2 separate regions of the Homo sapiens genome follow, and region 2 is linked to region 1. Evidence: chromatin contacts called from ENCODE Hi-C or POLR2A ChIA-PET data. All regions are on one chromosome and are shown on one strand. Each heading gives the region's core, a stretch centred on a gene start or an enhancer-like site at or near the end of the contact. The rest is flanking DNA. Distances are from core to core; before and after follow the strand shown. Region 1 overlaps LOC105374378 (a long non-coding RNA gene). Region 2 overlaps PLB1 (phospholipase B1).

Region 1 (6,437 bases), core at 1,913-4,412:
TGACTCATTCACTGTATTGCTGTCTCCATCCTCTGGGCACATCCTCTGGACCATTTCTGCTCAGCCTCAAGTGGAGGAGGTGAGATTTGGGCCGGTACCTCCGGATGACTCACCTGGCTAAGCTGGAAGGAAGGGGCCGAAGCCCCACCATCCTGCACCCCCTTGTCACTACCCCTGTCTCCCTAGGGGTTCTCGTGCAGACACAGACTTCACAAGTAGGTTATGGCTGCTCCAGTAATGAATGACGCTCTCCATCCCAACCCAAAGCATTACCCCCCAATCACGCTTCCCGGCTCAAATGCCACAGTTTCCCCAGTCCCCTCACATGGTTGTCCCCTGTGCTTCTTGTGGGCCTCTGAGGTCAGCTGATAAGGAAGTTTACAAGGCTCTCCCAGACCATTGGTCATTTTATTCTTCTTCATCTCTTACAAACCTTTTTCAGTTTACAAAATAGTTTTACATCCCCTTTCTCATTTGATTCTCTCCCAGACCCTAGGAAGCCTGGTAGGAAGGCGAATATCCCCATTCTTCAGGGATGGACGTTGGAGCTCCACTAATCCTTTCACTAGTAAAGGAAAGGAAGTGAAGGGCATTGAGGGGACACGGAATGTTGGGAAGGGCAGGCTGGGCAGGGACAGTGGAACAGTGGGCTGGGGGCATTTAGTGGGACAGTGGGCTGGAGAATAGGGACAGCACTGGCCAGTTGGTGACATGACAAGAAATATGTCTGTATGAGAGCAGAAGACAGATAAGGTCTTTTGACTTTATCCCAAGACCAAGAGGAAGCCATGGAAGGGTCTTATGCAGTGGAACGCCATGGTCAGACTGGATTTTAGAAACCCACCCCTGGGTGTGATGTGGGCAGGGAACTGGGGCAGGGCAAGCTGGGGGCTGCCTCTGTTATTCAGAGAAGAGCTGGCAGAGTCCGCCTGTGGGCAGTGGTAGAGGGGGTGGGACAGGGACAGAAAGACTCCTGGGAGGGTGTCCAGTAGGCACATGAAAATAGGGGTCTGAGGCTGTTTCCCCTGAAGAAGTGGTGTATATTTATTCTACTGTAAAGGAGGACGGAGTGCTAAGTGGGTTGCCATCCACTTATAGATGTGACTGGAGCCAGGCAGTGGGTGAGATGACTCAGGGAAAAGGGAGGGTCACCAGGGATGCCAACCCTTAAGAGCCGAGCAAAGGCCAGTGCAGGCCCTGCCACAACACCCCGCGGGAAGGGCATTTGTAATGTGAAAGCACTTCGCCACCATGACCTCCTTTGATGCGGACAAGGCCCTGTGAAGGTGACAGGTGACTCACCTCACAGACACTCAAGGGTGAAATCTAAGGGGACTGCTGGCTTTTCCCTCTGCCGCGTTCCCTTTCCTCTTTCCACCCATGCTGGGCTGCTGGGGTCACCACCTGGCACCACCTGGAGCAGGAAGCGTCCTCTTGCGAGAGTGCCCAGAACCTCCAGTGGGGTGTGGCTGTGGGCTGTGGGAAGGGGCTGGGTCCCCCGAGCCCTTTTGGCCCTGGAGGGTCTGGAGGGTTTCCAGATAAAATATGAGATGTCCAGTTAAACTTGAATTTCAGATAAATTACAAATAATGTTTGGTATAAGTATATCTCAAATATTCCATGGGACATATTTATATTTTAAAAGTACTTGATGCTTATCTGAAATTCACATCTAAGTGGCATGTCTGTCTTGTATTTTTATTTGCTAAATTTGGCAACCCACAAGGGGTGCCTCACTACTCCTGCACACCAGGGCCTTGGGGATTTTCCTTTGTCTGAGACCACAGTGAGAAACAGCCTCTTACCCCACACTTGCCCTGGGTCCTTGTGTGGGGCTCAGGGTTGTGTGGGGAGACAAGCTCTGTCCCTGATGGCCTTCCAGCTTCTGTCTCAGCCCAGCAGACGTCTAACCTGAGTTTCTATGGCCTTCCACATGCCAATGGCTCCCCACCTGGACAGGTGAATAGCTGCTGCCTCTGATCATGTGACCCAAGAATGGAGGGGACCAGGGCTCCCCTTCTCTAGCCAGCAGCATCTGCCAGGGTGTCATGTCCAGGCCCTTTAGATAGCCCAGGAGCCTGCAGCCCTCAGTCAGCAAGAGCTTACCCAGGGCAGCCTGGGCTAAGGGGTATGGAGGAAAAGGCACCTGCTCTGCCTTGGGTCTAGGCAACGAAGGTGTGGATATTTGTTGTTTGTTCAGTGGCCTACTGTTAGGAAACAGTAGCCCCACAGCTTTGCAGAGCCTGACAAAGGCAAGAAACTGTCACATGTCTGCCCTCATTTGTAGTTTTTTCTTGTTGTTGCTGTTGTTTTGAGAAGGAGTCTCACTCTGTCACCCAGGCTGGAGTGCAGTGGCATGATCTCAGCTCACTGCAACCTCCACTTCCTGGGTTCAAATGATTCTCCTGCCTCAGCCTCCCAAATAGCTGGGATTACAGGTGTGCACCACCATGCCCGGCTAATTTTTGTATTTTTAGTAGAGATAGGGCTTCACCATGTTGGCCAGGCTGGTCTTGAACTCCTGGTCTCAAGTGATCTACCCACCTCAGCCTCTCAAAGTGCTGGGATTACAGGTCTGAGCCACCGTGCCCAGCTAATTTTTGTTTTATTATTATTATTATTATTATTTTGGAGATGGAGTCTCACTCTGTTGCCCAGACTGGAGTGCAGTGGCATGATCTTAGCCCCCTTCAACCTCTGCATCCCAGGTTCAAGTGATTCTCCTGCCTCAGCCTCCCAAGTAGCTGGGATTACAGGTGTCCGCCACCACGCCTGGCTAATTTTTGTATTTTGGTAGAGGCAGGGTTTCACCCTGTTGACCAGGCTGGTCTTGAACTCCTGACCTCAAGTGATCTGCCCGCCTCTGCCTCCCAAAGTGCTGAGATTACAGTTGTGAGCCACCACGTCCGGCCATCTGCCCTTATTTAATCCTCACCATATTGTTGTCAGGTGAACAGGGATGGCGTTTTCAGCTGTTTCCTACCCCCTTTATGATGAGTGAACTGAGGCTGAGAGAGGTGAAGCTTTGCTCGTAGTCACATATCCTAACCCATGTGAACGTTGGGGCTTCAACCCTAGCTCAGAGAAAAGTGATCAAGGATGCTGAACTCCAAGGAGCCCGGGAGTTGTGCTCCAGATGAAGTTCCTCCACTTTCACAGTAGGGGGCGAGCCTGAAGCTTTGCTTGAAGAACTGGGATGAAAAGTCCACAGTCCTGCCCTGGCCACAGGCAAAAGACAAGGCTGGCAGCTCCCACTGTGGCGCTGGGAGAGCTTCCTCTCTCTACTCCGGCCCACACATGGAGTGGGCTGTGGAGTCCTGATGAGAACCTGCTGGGGCAGCAGGTCAGGGCGCTGCACATACTCTGGGTGGGGAGGAAACCTGCAATAACCGAGAAGGCGGCTCCAGAAGCTCAGGGACCTCTCAGTTCCCCGGAGGGAACCAAGGCTTTAGTGCTGGGCACAGAGTGGGTCAGCCACACCAGAGTCTCTGTGAATGTTAAGCCAGACTTTGGAGAAGGGAGACACAGAGGTGGGTGTGGCAGAGACTGCAGATGTAAAGAGTTCTATGTGTTTATTCCACAAATATTTTCTGAGCATCCACTGTGTGCCAGACACTGTTGTAGACATCAGGGATACAGCAGTGAATAAAGCAAATATGTGCATACAGGTGTCTCATAGACAACTCGCTTGTGAGTCAGCTCATTTGTGAGTTGATTCTTTTGACCCCAGGCAATGTAATGCAAAATTCAGCCCCCTTAGCAGCTTCCAGAAAACGGTTTTTCCCCACCAAACATGGCAGGGCAGAGGGTTTTACTGAAGATTTACTGGGTCATAATGAGAGGCTGCAGTTGCTTCTCTTGTGCCACCCCCTCTGTGAATGTCAGGGTACATGACCCTTCTCCCAGCTCTCCTGACATGCAGCCAAGCTGGGGGCTCACCGCCCTCCCTCCACCTCCTGCACCCAGGCTCCCTGCCTGGCTAGCCTTTCTCCAGCAGTTTTCTCACAGACATTTAGTCTTGGGAGGGGAGGCTTTTGTCCCATTCCTGTGTCACTGTTTGGCCCTGAAGGACACAGCCTCTTTCCCCAGGGCCCCTCCTTTCTGAAATGGGGATGTTGTCCCTATGCCATTCCTACTTCTCAGAATTATTCCAGGGTGAGATGAGCTCATATCTGAGAAGGGTTACACTCAGAACTCTCTAGCACCTCGGGTCATGGCAACTGGAGACAGCATCTTGCTCTGAACCAGGCCCCAGCGTCCTACAGATGGGTGACCTGGTGTCATTATGGGAGTAAATATTGAGCTGCTCTCCTTTTATTTTGGATTGGGTATAATTTAGTACCCTGTTCTCACTCTTTTATTAATAAAATAAAACAATAAACACATACTACCATCAAAAGAACACTCACAGCCTGTGTTTATGTGTTTATGTTGTGTCTGTGTCTAAGAAGCTGCAACTGCTATGTCAATTTTTAACAAAATGAGTTTTCACTCAGTGCTGGGGGGTATGATAATTCAAAACAAAAAGGGAGGGCAGATTCTTCCACTGTGTCTTTTAGTTTTTGCTTTTTTACTCTTTTCCTTTTTCTTTCTTTTTTTTTTTTCTGTTAAAACAGAGACATTGGCCTAAGGCCTAGGCACAGAAACTAAGAGTGCCTGTGTTCACTCGGGAAAGATTCCACAGGGGAATCAGGCCCATGCCCCTCCCGTCTCCTGTTCCCAGGGGCTTTGTTTCCTGCTCTCCTCTGCCCTTTCTGAAAAGGACCCCACAGGTGATCTGAACCCCCTGAATATGGTGCCTGGGGAGAGGAATGTGGGCATGAGGAAAGTAAGGAATGAGGAGGAGAGGAGAAATAGAACAATAAGAGAGAATAATCAGCATAAACTTTGTGATCTCAGGGCCAGGGATGAGAGAAACAATGGTCATTTATACATTTTAATCATGAGTTCAGTCTTGTGGCTGAAAGTAACAGAAACAAAATTCTAATTAGCTTGAGCCCCAAAGATGAAGGTGTTGGCTTACATAAACTACTGTGGAGACAGGGATAAAACAAATGGCTTCAAGGAGTGGACATCCTTGGGACGTCCCCTCCCCTCAGGATGTTGATTTATCCACCTGCTCTCAAGGCTGTGAGGCTCTGTGTGCCCATCCTCACAGCCCCATGGCCAGAGAGGAAAGCACTCTTTCACACCAGCTCCGGCTAGAGGACAGCAAACAGCAGCATACCAGTGTGCAGTCGTCACAGTTCAAAAATGTTACACTTTGTTCTTTTCCAGTACTGATGAAGGAATGGAAAATGGAGACCCTAATGCTGTGATACACTATTGGAGGGAACATAAATTGTCCCAGTCCCTTTGGAGGGAAATTTGGCAGTATCTATTATAATTTGAAATGTGGTTACCATGGATCTCATGATGCCATGTCTCAAAATCCAGACCAGTAACTCTCATGTATGTGCACAAGGAAACACAGGCCAGGGTGTTATGTGAAGAATTATTTGTAATGCAAAATTAGGAATAACATAAGTGTCCATCTTTAAACCATGATATATTTTATACTCTGAAAACCTGGAAACTATTAAAAAGAATGAAGTATGTACTGACATAAACCCCTAAGACATCTTGGTAAATGAAAAATGTAATTTGCAGTATATAGATACAATATGGTATCACTCAAGCATAAACCAAAACCAAAACAAAACCTTGAAATAATAATATATATTTATATATGTTTATAACATATTTCTAAATATATGAAAATGCATAGAAAAGGTCTAGATTCACTAAATTACCTTGGTTATCTCTGGTGAAGCTAAGATTAGGTGTTGAGATTGAAGGAGACTGTCAGGTTTAAACTTTTTCAGTGATAACGTATTCAGGTATAATTTATGTATTTAAAATTAATTTTAAAACTTTTAAAGGAAAAAGCTATGGAAGGAAAGGCATTCTGATTTGTTCAACCCAGACCATATGACTCTTCCTAGACCAATCACTGTGGCCAAGGGGCTCCTAGGGTTCAGTGACTGGCCCAACCTGGGTTTCACACTCATTCCTGTGAACACTGGAGCAATACACAATAATTGGCACAATAATTGGCAGCTCCTTCCATAATTACAGCTGAATTGGTGAAGGAGGATTTCCCCCAAAGAAGGGAGGTGCTGTTCTGGGCAGACAAAACAATAAGTCTTCTCGATAGTGGGCTTTATCATCTTCATGGGTTTAAGTATGTGTCATCCAAGGCTGAAATACTTCGTTCAATACAGTTCTGTTACAATATATAGGATAAAAATTTGTTCTGCGCCAGGTGCGATGGCTCATGCTTGCAATCCCAGCAATTTGGGAGGCTGAGGTGGGTGGATCATTTAAGGCCAGGAGTTTGAGACCAGCCTAGCCAACATGGCGAACCCCATCTCTACTAAAAAATACAAAAAAATTAG
Region 2 (6,437 bases), core at 1,682-4,181, 820 kb after region 1:
TCCTGAACCCAGGATGCATAGTCTTAGGGGAAATACCCCCATATTATACTTTCCTGTACAATTTCCTCACAGGGTTGAACAGCCCCCATGAAATGTGCTGTTAGAGGCAGGGCAGCCCAGGGTGCATGGCCTAGCTTCCCCTCCTAGCTCTGGGGTGACCAGCTGTGTGACCTTGGACAAGGTGTTGAACTCTGTTCTGTAAAATCAGGGCCATTTAGTAACATGTTCTCTCTCTCGGTGGCCATCAGGGCCACATGAGTTAATACTTGGGGGGATGTAGAGTGGCATCCGGTGCTGGGGAAGTGCTCGCACCTCTTGGCCATTGTGGTTATTCCGAAGAGAATCTCCAGGGATGCCAGCTCTTGTCCCTCCCCCTGCACGCTCCTCTCCATCCATCTCTGGAAGGGAGGGGAATCTCAGTTGCCCTTGCCCGCTCCCCCAGGACACTGGGCAAGGGGCCACCCAGACCATGTAGCACTTGGTCCACACTTGCTGACCGAGGTCTCCGTAGCCTCAGTCCCGTGTCTGGGAACAGTCCCTCCCTCCAGGCTCCTGCCTGTTGGAATCCTTGTGCCATCTCCACACCACAAACAGTGTTTAAAGTGATGGTTTAAGAGGGTGAGGAGAAATATTAGCTCACGTTCCCTTCCTTCATCCTTCTACTCAGATCACACCTGAATCATTCCCTGCCACCCCCTCCTTCCACTGTTTAGTTCAGTGACAGAGAACCCCATGATGACATGGAGCTGCCTGACGTGCCACCTGCTCCTGCAGGCCCTGACCTCAGGGCCCTGACCCCAGACGGTGGTCCCATAAGTGCCCCTGTTATTGATGAGGGGCTGAGAGAAAAGGCCTGGACAGATCAGGCTGCCCCAACTCTATGCCAGAGAGAGCTTCAAAGTGTGTAGCAGGTCCGTTGCATTCCTGGGGAGACAAAAGGTCCCGCTGTCAACTGGTTCTCTTTTAGGAGGACCCCCGACTCCAGGATTCTACCACGCTGGCCTGGCATCTCTGGAATAGGATGGTGAGTAGATGGGGCCTGGGGTGGGGCCCACAGAGGAGGGGCAAGGTCTCCACCACCACTGAGCCCACCGTGCTGAGGAGGGGCTGCAGGGCGCCCCAGGATCCCAGGACAATGGTTCTGGGCCACCAGGGATGCTTCTGTCTCCCGGTGACGCCCCTCTCTGACTGCCTGAGACTTTGCCTCGCCACAGGTTCTGCGCTGCAGCCAGGCCAGTGAGCAGCAAAGGTCTCACAGGAGCCTCAGCCCTGGTTTCCCAGAGGTGGGGCCGTTTCTCAGAGTCTGTGTGGAAGACCTGCTTGAGTCAAGCACTGGGGAATGTGCTCCCCTCACCATTCCTGTCCAGCCTGCCCTCACACTTAGGCGGTGTTGTGCGGTTGTCAAGGCCCAAGGTGGTGCCTGGAACAAGCGTGGGCTGCAGCGTGATGAAGGCCTGGGTTGGAATGCTAAGCCCACCACTCACAAGCTCTGTGAACTCAGGTCTCAATGCTCTTTCTGCAAAATCCAGGTCAGCCCCTGGCCCAACATATCTAGCGCGCAGCTCGCTCCTGGCCTGTAGTAAGCACTCCACGTGGATTGGCCTTTTTACTGTAACTGTAACAGGATATCCCCAGATTCCAAAGGGCCCCCAGGGATATCTGGGATTAGTCAGGGGATGGAATGTGGCGTCGACGTCGAGGCTTTGAACCTTTTCAGGGCGTCAGACAGAGACCTGAATTTGCCATTTATTTTCTTCCCACCCAAGCTGCCTTATTTTTAGAATTCTAGTGACAGAAATTCATTTTTCTTCTTTTGTGGATCCGTCTCCACAACTGACATACTGTGTTGAGTACCAGGGACAGCTGCATTTCAGCACACATGAGCCAGTGTGAAACAGAGTGTAGGGAGGGAAGGGGCACGGCCTCCGACAGTCCCTGGCACTGGAAACCTACTGTCTGTCCTTTGAAGAAGGCATTTGAGTTCTCTGAACAGGGACGTCTCTCAGTGTGCCTGGCACTTGCGGGGACTATGTCCCCAGAAATCCACTTTGCTGCTGATCTCCCATGATGGGCAGAGAAGAGGAACCTGGCCCCTCCAGCAGGGACTGCTCTCCCAAGCCCTCTCTCAGGGAGAGGAGGGCTGATGATTCCAGCTCAGCCAAACCTCTCCTCTCCTGCCATCTTTCTCCCAACCAACAAAAGGACACCTGTGACATGGCTTGCCCTTGAAGGTACCACCATACCACCTTGTACCCTGCCCTTGTACCCTCCATGGTTCCAAGGGGGATACAAGAGACCCACCAAATGTGGCTTCTGTTCTCACCAGGCTTCAGGTGTAGCTGGGAAGGGCCAGACAGCCCAGAGGAACGAGAGTCAAAAGGGACTCAGCCAGCAGTGTTGTGCTGGGCCACGCACCAAGAAGCAATGTGAACAATGAGGCCGGGAGAGCCCATGAAGAGGGGATTTGAATGGGCTTTGTGAAATGTGTTGGAGGAGGTCACGGAGGGCGTTCCCAGGCAAAGGGACCTTTGTGAGCAAAGGGCATGGAGAGAAGAATGCGTCAGATGCAGCAGCAAGGGCAGGAAGAGGCCTGTCTGATAAGAGAAGAGATACGGAGATAAGGCTCCCAGCGTGAAAGGAGCCCTTGAGCACCAGACAGAGAAGCTGGAGAGGGCAGGTCCAGGGAGAGGGCTGGATTCCTATCCCTTTCTCCTTTCATCATGCTATTTGTCCTTGATATTGGTGGCAATAGCAATAATAACCACCTTTACAGAGCTGCCAGGTGATGGTCCCATGCATACAAATAAGGTACACCCCACGTACGGTCTCTTAAAACTACTCGAGGGTCAGAATGAGCACGTACACAGGAATGGAAGGTCTCACCCTCAAGGCCAAAGGCCTGCGACACAGAGAGTGTCACAAGGGCTTAGAAGAGGAGGAGGATGTGGCTTTCCTAGGTAAGCAGTGACCTCACTCTCTCCACACCCATACAAGTCCGGTTTCCCAGTGCCAGTGCAAACCCCAAGCTTCCTGCAGCCTCAGCCAGCAGGGACATGGGGGGCAGGGAGAGACAGGATAGGAGGGGGTTCCCCAAGCATCCCCAGTCCCTCGTTTCCTCACAAGCAAAATGCCAGACCATCCCACAGTTCCCGGATCGAGCACAGCTGCTGGAACACATCAGAAGCTCCTGCAGACCCGAATTCAGCCATGAGAAGCGACGGGTATAACAGGTTAGGGCGAAGGGCACTGGACAGGAGCCAGAAAACCCGGGCTCTGATTTCGGTCCCACTTTCGGTGGTTTCTTGAGGCAAGTCACACGGTCTTTCGGGGTGTCCATTTTCTCTACCTGCCAAAAAGGTCTAAGCACCCTTAGCCAGCACCCAAGGGTTTGTGAAAATATGGGAGGGCATTGGGCTCCTTCCTACCCTTGGTTTCGCTAATTGCATCCTCCAGGTGCGGGGAGGGCGGGAGTCTCTGCCACCACATCTGTGATTCTTTGCTGGGCTGGACTGGGACATCGAGGTGGAAGGCAGGTGTACCTGTTCTGTGTCTACCCTCGCAGACACACAGAGCCCAGGTGAGGGCTGCCCTCTGTGTGGGGAGCAGAGAGGGACTGGCAGAATCCCCATGATCACAGGGAGTCCAGGTCCATTACTCTGTCCTCAGACACCCCCGGACACAGCTGTAGGGAAGGAGGATAGCTCTCAGCTCTGCAGCCCACAAAGCCACATACCCAGACCACGTCAGCATCCTCCCTCCCTCCCTCATCCTCCAAGCCCTAGCATAGGTGAGCATTGAGGACCAGCAAAGGAAAAGCTCCACCCATCAGCATGGGAGGTGACAGCAGCCCCATCTAAACATGCCTGGAACTGTCCTGGCTGAGTGAGGCCTCCAGGCTGAAGCTTGCACTCCTGGTGCCAAGCCGAGGAGGATTTTGTGTCTGGGACACGGTTCATTCCCTAGGCCCTTTCTGCTGCTGCCGCAATAATTTCTGGTAATTCTTGTACATCAGTCGTTTTGAAGGGGACCCACCTTTAGGGAACTGATGTCCCTGGCCCTCTCAGCAATCACTGACCCCACCTTATGCCGAGTCTACACCAGGTGCCGAAGCCACAGGCAGAATAAGGAACTTGGGGATTGCTCACAGTCCAGGGAGGATTCTGCTGCTCGGAGAGGATTTTTAAGGTCATTGCCCTCACCCCTCCCACACTGCAGTTCATTCCTCGGTGGCAGGAAGCCGTGCTGGGGAGATGTGCAGAGTGGGGTGGAAGCCCAGACCAGCCCCGGTTGTCCCTGGAGTAAATAGCACATGTGCATTTATGGGACCCACAGTGTGGCAGGAGAAAGAGGCACACATGAGGAATTATTTGAAGTAACTGTGTCATTTCCATCCTTTCTGGGGATTGGGGATGCAGGAGAAGAAAGGGTCAGAGCCAGTGTAAAGGGAATGAATGGAAGCAAGGAGGATGGAGGGGACTCCTAAAGGGACATTTAGGACAAAGTTCTCAACGGAAATGGGTTTCTTGGGAAAATCTATGAATTTTCCTTCTTTGAGGCCCTTTAAAAAAAAATAGACTCTGCTTTATCCACTTTGTCAGAGTCATTTAGATATGGCTCTTTCAAGGTTTCTTTCCAGATTCCATTATGGATTAAATTCTTGAAAGGTTGGGGAAAGGTGGGCGTGGTGGCTCATGCTTGTAATCCCAGCACTTTGGGAGTCCGAGGCAGGAGGAATGCTTAAGGCCAGGAATTTGAGAACAGCCTGGGCAACATGGCAAAAACCCTGCCTCTACTACAATACAAGAAATTAGCTGGGTATGGTGTCACACACCTATAGTCCCAGCTACTCGGGAAGCTGAGGTGGGAGAATCACCGGAGCTCAGGAAGTCAAGGCTGCAATGAACTGTGATCGCACCACTGCACTCCAATCTGAGCAATGAGAATGAGACCCTGTCTCCAAAAAAAAAAAAAAGAAAAAAAAAAAATTGGGGAAGAGAAGGTGGCAAGACAGATCAGCACCTGGCCCTCACCCAGGCCTGCTCAATACTTCCTTTGACAGCCGCCTTGAATGTTCCAGGTGGGACCTTGTTTCTAGGAGCGGCCACCATCAGAATAAAACAGAAAGAAGCGTGGAGTCCATTTCCTCTCCTAGGCCTTGAGCTAGAGAGTTGCCACTCCTTTTCCAAATGTTCAGCTAATTATACCTCCTTATCTGATTCTCTTTCAGTCTGGCTGAAGAGCCAATTCCACTAAGGGTAAAGTTCTTTTCTTGTTTCTTGCTTATTGGGGCACAGATGCTGGGGTAAGATACCGCTGAGGAATCTGAAAATCCTCATGGAGGTTGGTAGAAGCTGTGACTGAGCCAGACAGGCTGCCCCATCCAGTAGCTTCCCACGTTCCTTGGCAGAGTCATTGGAAGGGGAGGTGAGGGCCAGAGGTACGACCAGAGCCCAGCACCTGTGGGCAGCCAGATGACAGTAAAACTGGTTCTCCAACAGTAGGAAATAGCCCGTGCAGAAGAAAATCTGCAATCCCTCCAAGCTATTGCATTTTTCTTTGTAAGTGTTTATATATGTATAATGAACATTTAAAAATAACAAAAACAACTTTTAAAAAAAATCCCTCCTTCCCTCTAATTCTTTAACGGCCTTCACTTCCCTATGTCTAATGCTTTACTAAGTTGATAATCTGCTGGTTTCTCCTGCTGTTATACTATAAATGTTTTATCTACGTTATTAGATGTCATTTGATGGCCTTCGTGGTTGTCATTTAAGTAGCTGCCTATTTCACAGCGGATACCACACCACCCACTCCTGGCTCACTAGATACTCTAGCGGTTTGTGAGTGTTGGCTGTGCTGTGTTCCATGTCACTGTATTTGTGACCCCGTGAAAGACATGAGACTTGACCCAGGCCCCATAACTTGCTTCACTCAAAGCTGTGAAAGCAGTTCTCAGGGAACAGAGGGTTTCCATTCTCTATTGTGCGCAGATTTACCTACATTTGGGTTGTGGACACAGGCTGCGGGGAGGACTTGGGAAAGAATACATGCTTTATGTAAAAAGCGATGCATTTGCCCTTCCTTCCCATACTGGCTCTCCTGTCTAAGGGAACTTGAATCAGTGAGCCAGAAAGTAGCTGGGCAGCAAGGAGGGGACAAGAAGCCAAGCTGGATAACCGGCCCCCACGTGATCAGAAAGCTGTGTGACCCATTGCTAGATGTTTGGTTGGATGCAGGACACCAATGTTGGAGTCCCAGCTCTGTCCTGGCTGGCTGGGCCCCACCTCAACCTCTGCTGTGCAGCTTTTCCTTCTAGGAGAGGTAGACTAGGAAGTCCCTTCTATATATATATATATAAAACCGATGCTGCTTCTCATGCTGTGGTTCTCAAACTCGGGTGTGCATCAGAATCGCCTGGAGAGCTGCTTACAACACAG

Evidence for each region. Hi-C counts contacts between places; a loop is a spot of excess contacts on that map. ChIA-PET counts read pairs that join two places held with the same protein, here RNA polymerase II (POLR2A). Pooled maps may share reads with other maps.
Region 2: a pooled map shows a loop between it and region 1 (2.4-fold over the local background). The contact joins two enhancer-like sites. A Hi-C loop is called at or near these places in 1 of 50 pooled maps. POLR2A ChIA-PET finds 5 or more read pairs at or near these places in 2 of 52 experiments (PC-9 and activated CD4-positive, alpha-beta memory T cell).

Annotation. Positions count from the first base shown.
Region 1 is chr2:27,720,314-27,726,750 of GRCh38, forward strand. The region is part of intron 2 of LOC105374378 (a long non-coding RNA gene); the gene reads left to right. Among named protein-coding and RNA genes, the nearest start is that of LINC01460, 7.8 kb to the left of the region's middle. Within about 2 kb of position 3,163, at least 20 of the 41 ENCODE cell types and tissues checked have a DNase peak (open chromatin) inside an H3K27ac peak, as active enhancers do; they include PC-9, where a contact is called at or near this core.
Region 2 is chr2:28,542,245-28,548,681 of GRCh38, forward strand. PLB1 (phospholipase B1) reads left to right here. Exons shown (of 58, transcript NM_153021.5): 14 at 968-1,024. Among named protein-coding and RNA genes, the nearest start is that of PLB1, 49 kb to the left of the region's middle. RefSeq lists an enhancer at 3,298-3,797. Within about 2 kb of position 2,932, at least 8 of the 41 ENCODE cell types and tissues checked have a DNase peak (open chromatin) inside an H3K27ac peak, as active enhancers do; they include PC-9, where a contact is called at or near this core.